Regions from separate parts of the Homo sapiens genome. Here region 1 is linked to region 2. The links are chromatin contacts, found by Hi-C in ENCODE. All regions are on one chromosome and are shown on one strand. Each heading gives the region's core, a stretch centred on a gene start or an enhancer-like site at or near the end of the contact. The rest is flanking DNA. Distances are from core to core; before and after follow the strand shown. Region 1 has its middle 96 kb from the start of MAOA. Region 2 overlaps CASK (calcium/calmodulin dependent serine protein kinase).

What was found. Hi-C counts contacts between places; a loop is a spot of excess contacts on that map. Pooled maps may share reads with other maps.
Region 1: a map of CD8-positive, alpha-beta T cell shows a loop between it and region 2 (30-fold over the local background). The contact joins two enhancer-like sites. A Hi-C loop is called at or near these places in 2 of 168 maps with a recorded cell type or tissue (both CD8-positive, alpha-beta T cell), 1 of 37 single-sample maps with no recorded cell type and 9 of 50 pooled maps.

The regions. Positions count from the first base shown.
Region 1 is chrX:43,748,546-43,755,664 of GRCh38, reverse strand. No RefSeq gene overlaps it. Among named protein-coding and RNA genes, the nearest start is that of MAOA, 96 kb to the right of the region's middle. Within about 2 kb of position 5,369, at least 2 of the 41 ENCODE cell types and tissues checked have a DNase peak (open chromatin) inside an H3K27ac peak, as active enhancers do.
Region 2 is chrX:41,557,357-41,561,347 of GRCh38, reverse strand. It overlaps CASK (calcium/calmodulin dependent serine protein kinase), which reads left to right. Exons shown (of 27, transcript NM_001367721.1): 18 at 1,501-1,569. Among named protein-coding and RNA genes, the nearest start is that of CASK-AS1, 42 kb to the right of the region's middle. Within about 2 kb of position 1,472, at least 5 of the 41 ENCODE cell types and tissues checked have a DNase peak (open chromatin) inside an H3K27ac peak, as active enhancers do.

The DNA.
Region 1 (7,119 bases), core at 4,120-6,619, 2.2 Mb before region 2:
AGGAGAGGGCATTGTGCCATACATGGGCCCCTTCTCCCTGTCTCAGAGGGACTGCTGTGCAGAACCCTCATTTCCCTCAATGCCGATCCGTGAAGGATGTGATCTGCTGAGTGCTCAAAAGCACCCACCTGATGCCAAACGACGCTTACATTATCCCAATACTGTCTTCTGTCTTTACCTAACTGGAAATTTTTACCATGGATTCATGTGTGGGGGTGGGGAGAAGGTTAGCCCAACTCTGAGAAGCCAAGAGCACCCTTCCTGGGTACACCCGGTGTCAGTCCTAGCCCTTGGAGTAAGCTGGAGAGAGACTGGATTTTTTTTGTTTTTGTTTTCTGTGCTTGTTAATTTTAATTTGTTAATTTTGCATTTCAGCCAGATATCCAGCTTCCCTGAGAGGCCAGGCTTGTCATAAATGATCGGATGAAATAAATAATGAATAAATGCTTCTCTCTTGGATTCCAGTTTAAATCCAAGAGCCCTGGTGAGATCTGAGGACTGGTTCTGTCAATTATTTCTTCCAGACTGACCTTCGGTTACTAATTGGCTCATTTAAATTCATTCTTTTGAGGGCATGTTACAATGGAAGTGAAATAATTAAAGAGCAGAAAACTTGAATTTGTAGTTGGATATGTTTGAAGGTATGTCATTACCATTATGATACTGGGCACCATATGAAATTGTGGTCCTGGGAAATGACAGTGGGTTTTACTTTTTCTCATGCAAGTGATGTTTCGTAGTAAAACCTGGATCCTTGATGGCTACTTGCTTATCTCTCTATCTATACCAAAAATAGTGGCATAAGGCAGTGCTTGCCAACCTTTTTCACATCACATTACACAGAAAAAAAATGATTGCATTTGTTTTGGCACACTGGGTAAATGGATACAGTTACTGAATGCATGGAAGCTAGTAGCTTAGGGGCTGTGGCCACCCAAGTTCCTATTCCTCTGACTGGAGAACTGATGGCCTCCAGATCTCTACATAGATACAACCCATTCGTGGTGGGGTCTGTCATTTGGGGAGACATTAAACAAGCATTTCAAAAAATATGTAATTGTGAATCTTTATGGAGGGAAAACAAAAGCAGTGATAAGAGCATTCTTTCATATGTTTGTTGGCCATTTGTATATCTTCTTTTGTGAAGTAACTCAGGAATGGAAAACCAAACATCATATGTTCTCCCTGATATGTGAGAGCTAAGCTATGAGGACACAAAGGCATAAGAATGATACAATGGACTTTGGGGACTTGGCGGGGAAGAGCGGGAGGGAGGCGAGGGATAAAAGACAACAAATAGTGTGCAGTGTATACTGCTCGAGTGATGGGTGCATCAGGATCTCACAAGTCTCCACTAAAGAACTTACTCATGTAACCAAATACCACCTGTACCCGAATCACTTATGGAAAATAATTTTTTTAAAGCAGTGATAAGAGATTATAATGGAGAATTAATTGTCCGGGGGGTTTCTCAGGAAATGCATCTCTGAGGAAGTGCTATTTCATCCCTTGGGAAATAACCTAAAGGATTTAGCCAACTGAAGAATGGAGAAAATAACCTTCCATGGAGAGGGAACCAAGACAGAAAAGAACTGGATATATCTGAGGATTTATGAGAACGAGATGGCTGGAAGGTTCTGAGGGAGAGTGGAGTGACCAGAGACGAGGGTAGGGAAACAGGCAGAAAAAAGAGCATGCAAGGCCTTGGGAGCCACAGTGCGTCATATCCAAAGTTCATTGAGCAGCTATTGAAAGGGCTTGAGTCTGGACTGACAGGATCAGATTTGCAGTTTTAAAAGATCTACTTGGGCTGCTCGGGTGGTGTAGTAAAAGGGAAACCAGGGCATTTTAGCAAGAGATGACTAATCAGAGAGGAGTTACTAGTGGAGAAAAGTAATTTGAGATGTATTTTTGAAGTAGGAATCATAGTAGACCACAAAGAGATCCTTTATTTCTTTAAAGCTATCATTTATTGTTAGTACTGTAACAACTTCACTTATGTGATCCTATTGAATGCTCAGAACAACTGAACAGCTAGCTCCATTTAACAGATAAGAAAATGCATGTTCAATACCAAGATTCAAACCCAGGCCTAGCCAGCTCCAGAAACCTGAGCTTTTAACATTTACGCTTTCCTACAAAACAGGGTGACTTAACAAAGTATCTGTTTCTAAAGACAGTTCTTAGGGCTAAGAAATCAGAACGTGCCTTTAGAAATAATAAGTATTCCTAGTTGTGTGTTAAAGGTAGGAAGCTGAAACCAACAGACTTTCCTGTCCCTAAGCTAAACAATACTGAACCAGTCAAAATAACTTGGCTACTTGTCCCAGGAAATACTTGCTCCTGGAATACAAAGCTTTGAAGTAACACAAATAGATTATTTATCAAGACTAACAGCTTGCTCATCAAGACTTGCTTTAAGACACCACTTTACTTTGCCTACCAATCCACAACTACTCTATCATAAACTTTTCCAATTCCAACCAGTTTTTTGCCTTGCAAGATCTGCCTTAAAAACAACCCCCAAATTGAAAACCCTGTGAACCCTCCCCCAATTTTTCCACTTTGAGACACTAGTAAGACTGTCAATGCGATGTTCTTCCTTATGCAATGTGTCTGATAAACTTAGCTTTTCTTGATTGACATGTTTTCTGATGATCTTTTGGGAAGTCAATGGTTGGCAAGTGCCTGGTAGGATACTCTTGCTTTGGGGCTTGGCCATCTAAAGGGATGCCTGAGCAGGTTCATGTGAAAGTCCAGTATTCAGTTGTGTGCAGAGTCTGAAAGAAATTCAGTTATTGGGGTTAAAGAATAGAAATTTCTCTTCTGTCGTTTATTAAAGGTACAAACTTGGAATCTAGTTTCGTGCTTATGTAAGACAAATACATTTGCTTCTCAGGATCCCAGATGCAAGCCTTTTCAGGCTTTGTAGAAGACAAAGCTGGATAGAAGCTATATTGGGGTGTGTGTGTGATAGGGAAGAGGGTAGGCATTGGTGGAAGCAGGGCAGAGCCATGTGGTTTTAAATCATTAAAAGTTCTACTTGCTGCTCCAAATTCAGGTGCCTGGAACAGCAGGGATTTAAGGACAGACCAATTGTGGCATTTAACTCTTGGTTTTCAAAAATATTGAGGCCCATATGGTAGGCTAGACAATAGCCTGGCTGAAGATGTTCACGTCCTAACTCTGGGGCAAATGAATATGTTACCTTACATGGCAAAGGGACTTTGCAGATGTGATTAAGGATTATAAAATAGGGAGATAATCCTCATGGGCCCAATGTACTCACAAAGGTTCTCTTAAGAGGGAGGCAGGAGGCTCAAAGTGAGGAGGAGATGGTGCATCCATGGAAACAAGAGATTGGAGTGATGCAGCCACAAGCCAAGGAATGCTAGCAGCCTTTGGAAACAGAAAGAGGCAAGGAATGAGTTCTCCCTTGGAGCTTCCAGAAGGAACCATTCCTGCTAACACCTTGATTTTAGCCCTGTAAGACTCATTTTGAACTTTTGACTTCCAGAACTGTAAAATAATAAGCTTGTGTTGTTTTAAGCTACTAAGCTTGTGCCATTTTGCTACAGGGGCAATAGGACATTAATACAGCCAACAAAATTAAAATGGCTGATATAGCAAAGGTGGTCAGGCTGCTTGAGGGAGAAGCTGACTTACCCTCACTCCCTTTGGCCTGTCTGAACTGGCCCCATCTCTCAGTGGACTTACCTTTCAGATGTATCCTCCAGCCAGCTCTACACAGTCTAAATATAAGGCCCATCTAATACCAGCTGCCTCATTGGACTCATCTAGGGACCTCATACCTGCATCTTCCATGTTTGCTAGTTGATGTGATAGAATAGTCTATAGTAGCCAGATGAATACACGACACCAGGCAAACAGACCTCCTTTGCTCATTTTCTTAATGTAAACCTAATTCACTGCCAGATGTATTACATATTTAGTGTATGTCTGGCATGGGGTACACAGTTTACCAGCTTAGATGTTGATCTTGCTGAAGACAGAGTTGCCAAGGTTTAGTTCCACTGAAATCCCATATAGTGAACCCACGGGACACTTATGTACCATTCCAGATGCCAGCCACTATTAGGTGTATGTTTTCTGAATTTGTACAGCCCCAAATAATCTAGGGTGCTCTGAGGACCTCTAAGGTGGTCCAAGCACTATACAGTGCCTAAAAGAAACACAATTTTGACGCCCAAATCTTAAAAGTAATGTAAATATTTACTATACCACAAAACTCCTAGCCAAACTTAGGAAGCTTCCTTCCTTCCTTCTTTCCTTCTTTCCTTCCATCTCCTTAGGTTGTCAAAACAGCTTTTGAAAGCCCCTTCTTCTCCCATCATTCTCAGCAAACTAACGCAGGAACAGAAAACCAAACACTGCATGTTCTCACTCATAAGTGGGAGTTGAACAATGAGAACACATGGACACAGGGAGAGGAACATCACACACCAGGGCCTGAGGGGGCAAGAGGACGGAGAGCATTAGGACAAATACCTAATGCATGCAGGGCTTAAGACCTAGATGACGGGTTGATAGGTGCAGCAAACCACCATGGCACATGTATATCTATGCAACAAACCTTCATGTTCTGCACATGTATCCCAGAACTTAAAATAAAATCGAAAGAGAAAACCCCTTCTTCTGTCCAGCTGCACTCCTCCACAGCCCCAAGTTGCCTTTCTGAAACTTTCTCCTCTCCCCAGCTCCCTTCTCCTGCTTTCCCCAGATTACTTCCCTGCCCTTTCTAAGGTGAAAGCAATTCCACCTGTCTCATCTCCCATCGATGTTCTTTTCACCCATTACCCAGATGCACACAACAGAGGCTGAAAAACCAAGAAGTTCTAACAAAAAACCTTCCTGAGAGATTAGGGCAGAGGAAAGGCTGCAAATATTAGATATCAATATTGATCCATGTCACAACTGAAAACAAAGTAAGAGAGTGCAGGCAAATGTGTTGGAGGAAATTCTGGGTGGAGGTGACGCTTCTTAGTTTCCCCAAGAGCGAGGCTGTCTTGAATACTTTAGGATTTCCACTAGAAGGAAACAACACTAATTGGCCAGAAGATGGCACTCTTTTAAAACAAATTGGGGCCGCCCCCTAGCACAGGTGCTGGAAGATAGTCAATCACAGTCGTTAAAGAGCTCCAAGTGCAGAGAAGGGCTGGGCAGACAGGGGAACAGTAAAAGACTGATGGGGTGAACTACGGTCAATGGGACAAATAGGACTTAACAGTCAGCACTTATTAGTTGCAGATGTGGTTTTCTTTACCATTTAGTCATGCCATTTCTATTTTTTACTTCCTGTCTCACTATGTGGTGTCCTTAGTCTCTTGCCACACAGTGATGCTTATGGAGGCCTGAGGATTCTGGTAACTTCCTCTTAAATCGTGCTTCCCCTGCATTCCTAGCACCTCATGCTTTTCTGTAATAGCACTGACCAGAGCCACAATTAATGTGTTCCACAGTATCTACAATCAACTGTGTGCTCCATGAGGTGGGCTGTGTCTTGTACACTGCTGAATCACAGCATGGTGCCTACCTACCACATAGTAGGTGCTCAATAAGTAGGTGTTGAATGATTGTAAGAAATTCAAGGTAATAACTGCTCGCAAAACTTAAGCAGTGCTTCCTTTCTGCTATTCTAAAAGGTTGATGGAGAAGAGCTGATGCCTACTGAGTGCTTGCTGCATTAAGCCGTTACCTGCATTATCTCTGTTTTCCCATCAATTCTGTAAGACAGGTACTTCAAGCCACAGTACTTATCTAGGGGCATGTAAAAAGTAAATGACACAAGGTGCAGGGGTGCCCTATATCAATCCATCAAGATTCTCATTACTGCACTACTCTGTGGACCTTTAAGCACCCCACCCCCGCCAATCTTCGTCTCTTTCCCTGTCCCTACCTCCCCATCCCCCAGCACACACCCACACCTCTTTCCTCCACTCTATTTCACCCATAGACCTCGGTGGTTTGTGGAAAATATATGAGGCCCATTAATAGGAAAACCTGGTTCCCATTGAGGTGTTACTGTTTGGAGTGTAAATAAATAGTAGCCTTTGATGGATCACACGTGCATTAAGGGGAGGTCTTACTTGAAGGGCCCACAGCCCACCTTGAATGAATGGCAAGTTTCCTCAAGCCAGCTTTTTCACATGAGGCTTCCAAAGCTGCTTTTCAGAAACTTGGCTCCAGGCTGAGACAACCAGTTCACATCTACTGTCACTTTGAGACCTGCTTTTGCCTTCAAACTCTGAAAAGAATGGCCTTGATCAAGGAAGAGAGCCAAGCCCTGGGCTCTGATAGAGGAAAGAGAACTGTTACTATTACCTAGTACCTTCCTTTGTTTTCATCCTCTTCCTCTAATGTCTCAGTCAGCTTCCTTAGGCTAAGGGGCATGCCTTGCACATTTACCACCACCTCAGTGTAAAGCAAGGAGTATAGTTTGAAAAAATTAATACACTCAATGTTGATGTCCTGTTTGCTGAAATTATATCATAGCACAGAATAAATGTTAATAGAAGAGCGGTGATTTCTATCTCACTGCAAATATGTGGTTTTTCCAATAAAGTCTGACACTGCTCTCGTCAATCGTGACATTCACATAGCAGGAGATAAACACTGCCACGGTATGCTGGGCTGGGGAAGGGTAATTTCTTAAGGGAGATTTCTGGTCTAAGAAGACTTTTTTCTGTCTTTGTTTTTCTTTTTTGCCATTCCAACCCAGGCCTCTCCTACTCACTCCAGGTAGTTTTACAAAGTGGTTGCTGATCTTTGTGCTTATTTCTCAGAAAATCAGACATCCAAAAAGAACTTGTAAGTGATGGAAAATACATCATTTAAGTGATGCAAAACCAAACCTTGCACTTCTTTATCAAGGACTTGAAGACAACTTGGACATGTGAACCAAGCCTTCAAATGTGTTTTATTTTTTATTTTATTTTATTTTTATTTATTTTATTTATTTTTATTTTTTTATTTTTTTTGAGACAGAGTCTCACTCCGTCACCAGGGCTGGAGTGCAGTGGCACGATCTTGGCTCACTGCAACCTCCGCCTCCCTAGTTCAAGCGATTCTCCTGCCTCAGCTTCCTGAATAGCTGGGACT
Region 2 (3,991 bases), core at 223-2,722:
GTGTGGGCTTTAACACTCTCCTTTTATCCTTTATCTCCTGTTTCTTACCAAGCAGATGATTAAAGAAAACCTTTTCAGTGTTTGTACATGTGAACTAGTTTCTCACTGACCTCAACTCTCCTGACATCAGCAGTGTCAGAAACCTCTTTCCTGTTGAGCTGAGTCATAGCCAGCTGTCGTGGATTTCTCTACAGCATAGAAGGGAGGAAAGCCACGGTAGACCAGGCCATTTTTGACCATACATATCCAAAATCTGTATTCAAATTAGGCTTTGGATTTTTTAAAAAGGCAAAATGACAGCCTTTGCCTATGTTCATTGTCATAGCAAGCAGACAGAGGTGTTTGGGGCCTCTGATCCCTTTTCCCACTGCAGTGTAGTAGCACCCAGGTTATGAATACCTATTAAGTATGAAATAAGCTTCACAGACTCACCAAACATTTTTTTTTCTTTTTTTTGAGACGGAGTTTTGCTCTTGTTGCCCAGGCTGGAGTGCAATGGCGTGATCTCAGCTCACTGCAACCTCTGCCCCCCGAGTTCAAGGGATTCTCCTGCCTCAGCCTCCCAAGTAGCTGGGATTACAGGCATGCGCTACCACACCCTGCTAATGTTTGCATTTTTAGTAGAGACGGGGTTTCTCCATGTTGGCCAGGCTGGTCTCGAACTCCCGACCTCAGGTGATCCACCAGCCTTGGCCTCCCAAAGTACCGGGATGACAGGTGTGAGCCACCACTCCCAGCCCAAAATTTTTTTTTAAAAAAAAGCCAAAATTAATAAGCAAAAAGTGGCTGGGTGCGGTGGCTCATGCCTGTAATCCCAGCACTTTGGGAGGCCAAGGTGGGTGAATCACCTGAAGTCGGGAGTTTGAGACCAGCCTGGCCAACATGGTGAAACCCCGTCTCTACTAAAAATACAAACATTAGCAAGGCATGGTGGCGCGTGCCTATAATCCCAGCTACCCGGGAGGCTGAGGCAGGAGAATCACTGGAACCTGGAAGGCAGAGTTTGCAGTGAGCCGAGATGGTGCCACTGCACTGCAGCCTGGATGACAGAGCGAGACTCTGTCTCAAAAAAATAAATAAATAAAAAATTTTTAAAAGTAAAAAGCATATTCTATGGGGTACACCATTATAATGTGGCATACTCAATGTAATTTTTATGTAATTACCTAGTCTATTGTCTAATTCAATGTATATTCACTTTTGAAAGGCATGTCACTTAGAAAGTTTTGTATTCACATCTATAAAAAGGTGACCATTGAAGATCTGTGAGACCATTGCTGTATGAGCAAAAGGCAATTGGCTGCTGGGCTTTTCCCAGGAACTTACTCTACTGTTAACTCGAGCAGTCCCTGCTTCATGACTACATTTCATTTTCCGGCTATGTGCTCTCAGATGGCTTGTGCTAATTGCCCCCATGTGTTTTGAGTGGCTTCTTACATGGTTTTGTGAACAATTGTTTGTAAGAAAACTTTTCTTTCTTTCCCACCACCCCCCCTCCAGAGGGAAATGCGGGGGAGTATTACCTTCAAGATTGTGCCAAGTTACCGCACTCAGTCTTCGTCCTGTGAGGTAATGACTCTAACAAACCACCCCCATCTGCTCTGAGTTCTTAACTAACTGTCTGCTGATGGCTGTATGTTTTTGCTTTCTGGGAAATTGTTTCTGCCTGTGCTGTTAGATCACTGCACACCAATTTTACAACAAAGATAACGGAACAGAGTAGGTCCCATCCACCTACTCAGCCCTGCTTCCATGTGGATCTCCTCAGCACTTTGAACTTTTTGCAGGCTGAAATCTGAGCAAAATGTAGAGAAGTTACAAATGATGACATAAGGCTTAATAAGGAAAAAACGGAGTGTCTGAGGGAAAAAAACTAAAGGCCATAATTGCAGTAATATTTCCAGGAAGTTCATTCACTTCCCTTGTTAAGAAATCACATAGATAGTTCTTCTTTCTAAGGATCTGAGAAGTGATCTATTTCTGTTGAGATACAGTTGTTCATACAATTGTGACAGGTCTCTAGATGGAAGTTAAGTCTGCAATGAATTGATAATTGACTTCACTAGAGGGAAATAGGCTTTTGCAACCTTTTGTAAAACTGTTTAAATTTAGAATGGTATGTGATCTGTAAACAAGTAAGTTTTCTAGAGTAATACAGCCCCAAAGTTTCTTTCTTAAAATAGGCTTATCCTGTAGAAATTATAGTTCTTCCAACCTATATTATTCAGTTTTGTGTTGGTTGTTAAATGAGATTCAAAAATCTATTCTTTTTGTATTGGAAATATAAATGGGCATAAATGATATCATCCTTTGGTCATTGCACGTTCAGCTCGAGTGTTATTTATTGAAGCTTGTTCTTTCATGTGCATCTTCCGAGAGTATGTGCATCAATATGAAGTACACACTTCCTAAAGTTTATTTTTAAGACTGACAGGTAACTTATTGGATTTGTACTTAGGAGAACCTGAGAGAGAATTGTAATACTTCTAGTCTCTAGTGATGGTGTAAATTTCATAAGAAAAATCAGAGGCTTCATATTTTTTAAAAGCCTATTGAAGATACATATTAAAATGTATAGTTTTGTCAAGTATATTTTTGGTGAGCCATGGCAATTGAGGTGTCCGTTGTAACGGGTCTTGAGCTCCTCTTGGTGGCTTTTTATGGAACTTCAATTAATAGTATATTTCAAAAGAAAATGCAGAATTGCTTCTGTTCCAGGATTCAGAGTATTGAAATTTGTTACCTAGAACACAAACTTTGCTGGGAAACAAAGAATGTCACACTTAACATTCTATGTAAATAATTTTAATATTCCAGAGTTACAGATGTCCTTATATCATTTCTCATCTGTTGAAGAAATTTAGTAAATACAATTGACTTTTGTCTTTTTGGCTAACTAACCAGAAGGTACTGTTAGTTATTAATACAACATAAGTTTCTCTTTTTTTTTTTAAATGGTCGAACTAGTTTGGGGTGGAACCAGTATCATAGATGTAAATTCTATGTTCTTGAGTAAGAAGAACCCCTCTTACCTTCTTTGCCTTTGAATAGTAGAAAAAATAATGATACTTCTCTCCTAGCTCCACCTCCAGCCTTTTTGGCCCTCCTGTTCCCTGGCAGAATTCAAGCTTGTGGTTGGACTCTTCCCAGCTAGGGCAATACTTCAAAAAAAAAAAAAGAAGGCTCTCTGGCCACCTGCATCTGCATCCCCCAGGTCCTTGGTTAAAGAGTAGACCCCTGCCCCTCACCCTGGCTCTACTGACTTGAGTCTCTGCGGGTGGCACCTGGAGATCAGTCTTGCTCACTAACATATGAGAATGCTCTTCTAAGGGATCTCATTACCTTTAAGGCTGACAGGTTCTAGAAATGCTCTTAAGTCATCTGGGGAAAAAAAATGTCTTTTAAAAAGACATGCACATTTCTAAGGCTTAAAAGAACTCTACAGAAGCAAAAATTAAAAAGTACTTATTTCCTTCCTCTCCTTGTTCTTATCGTTAAAGTTGATTTGGACACTAAGGGAATGGAGCCTGGAAAATATTTTGAGTGTATAGAATAGTAGAGAGAAAGCAAGCGATAGAGGAGCCTGGATATAGGAAGAGTGGCTGTGGCTCCTAGGATCTTTGCTGGAAGTGTAATATTGTTATAGGCTTGAGATTATTGTTTTAATCAATCTGCTAAAATAGTCTTAAAAAAAGAGTTCTTCTCTGATGTATATCTCTTTTACCCTTACTAGTAATAATATTTATTCTATAATAGAAAGATTCTGAGGTGATTGTAACATGTGAAATCTTAGGTTTGTTTCTCTTCAGATTGGGTCAGTTAGTAACTCTTGACACAGGTACTAAAAATTATTAAATACTTTTCAAACCTAATCTTTAATAAAAATTAGGCAGTTGGGATCTTCAGCACGATAATTTATGGTAATGTTTGTCATCTTATACTTGATAGGGTTTTAATATCAAGTCACTCTTCTGGGTCTCATTAAAAGAAA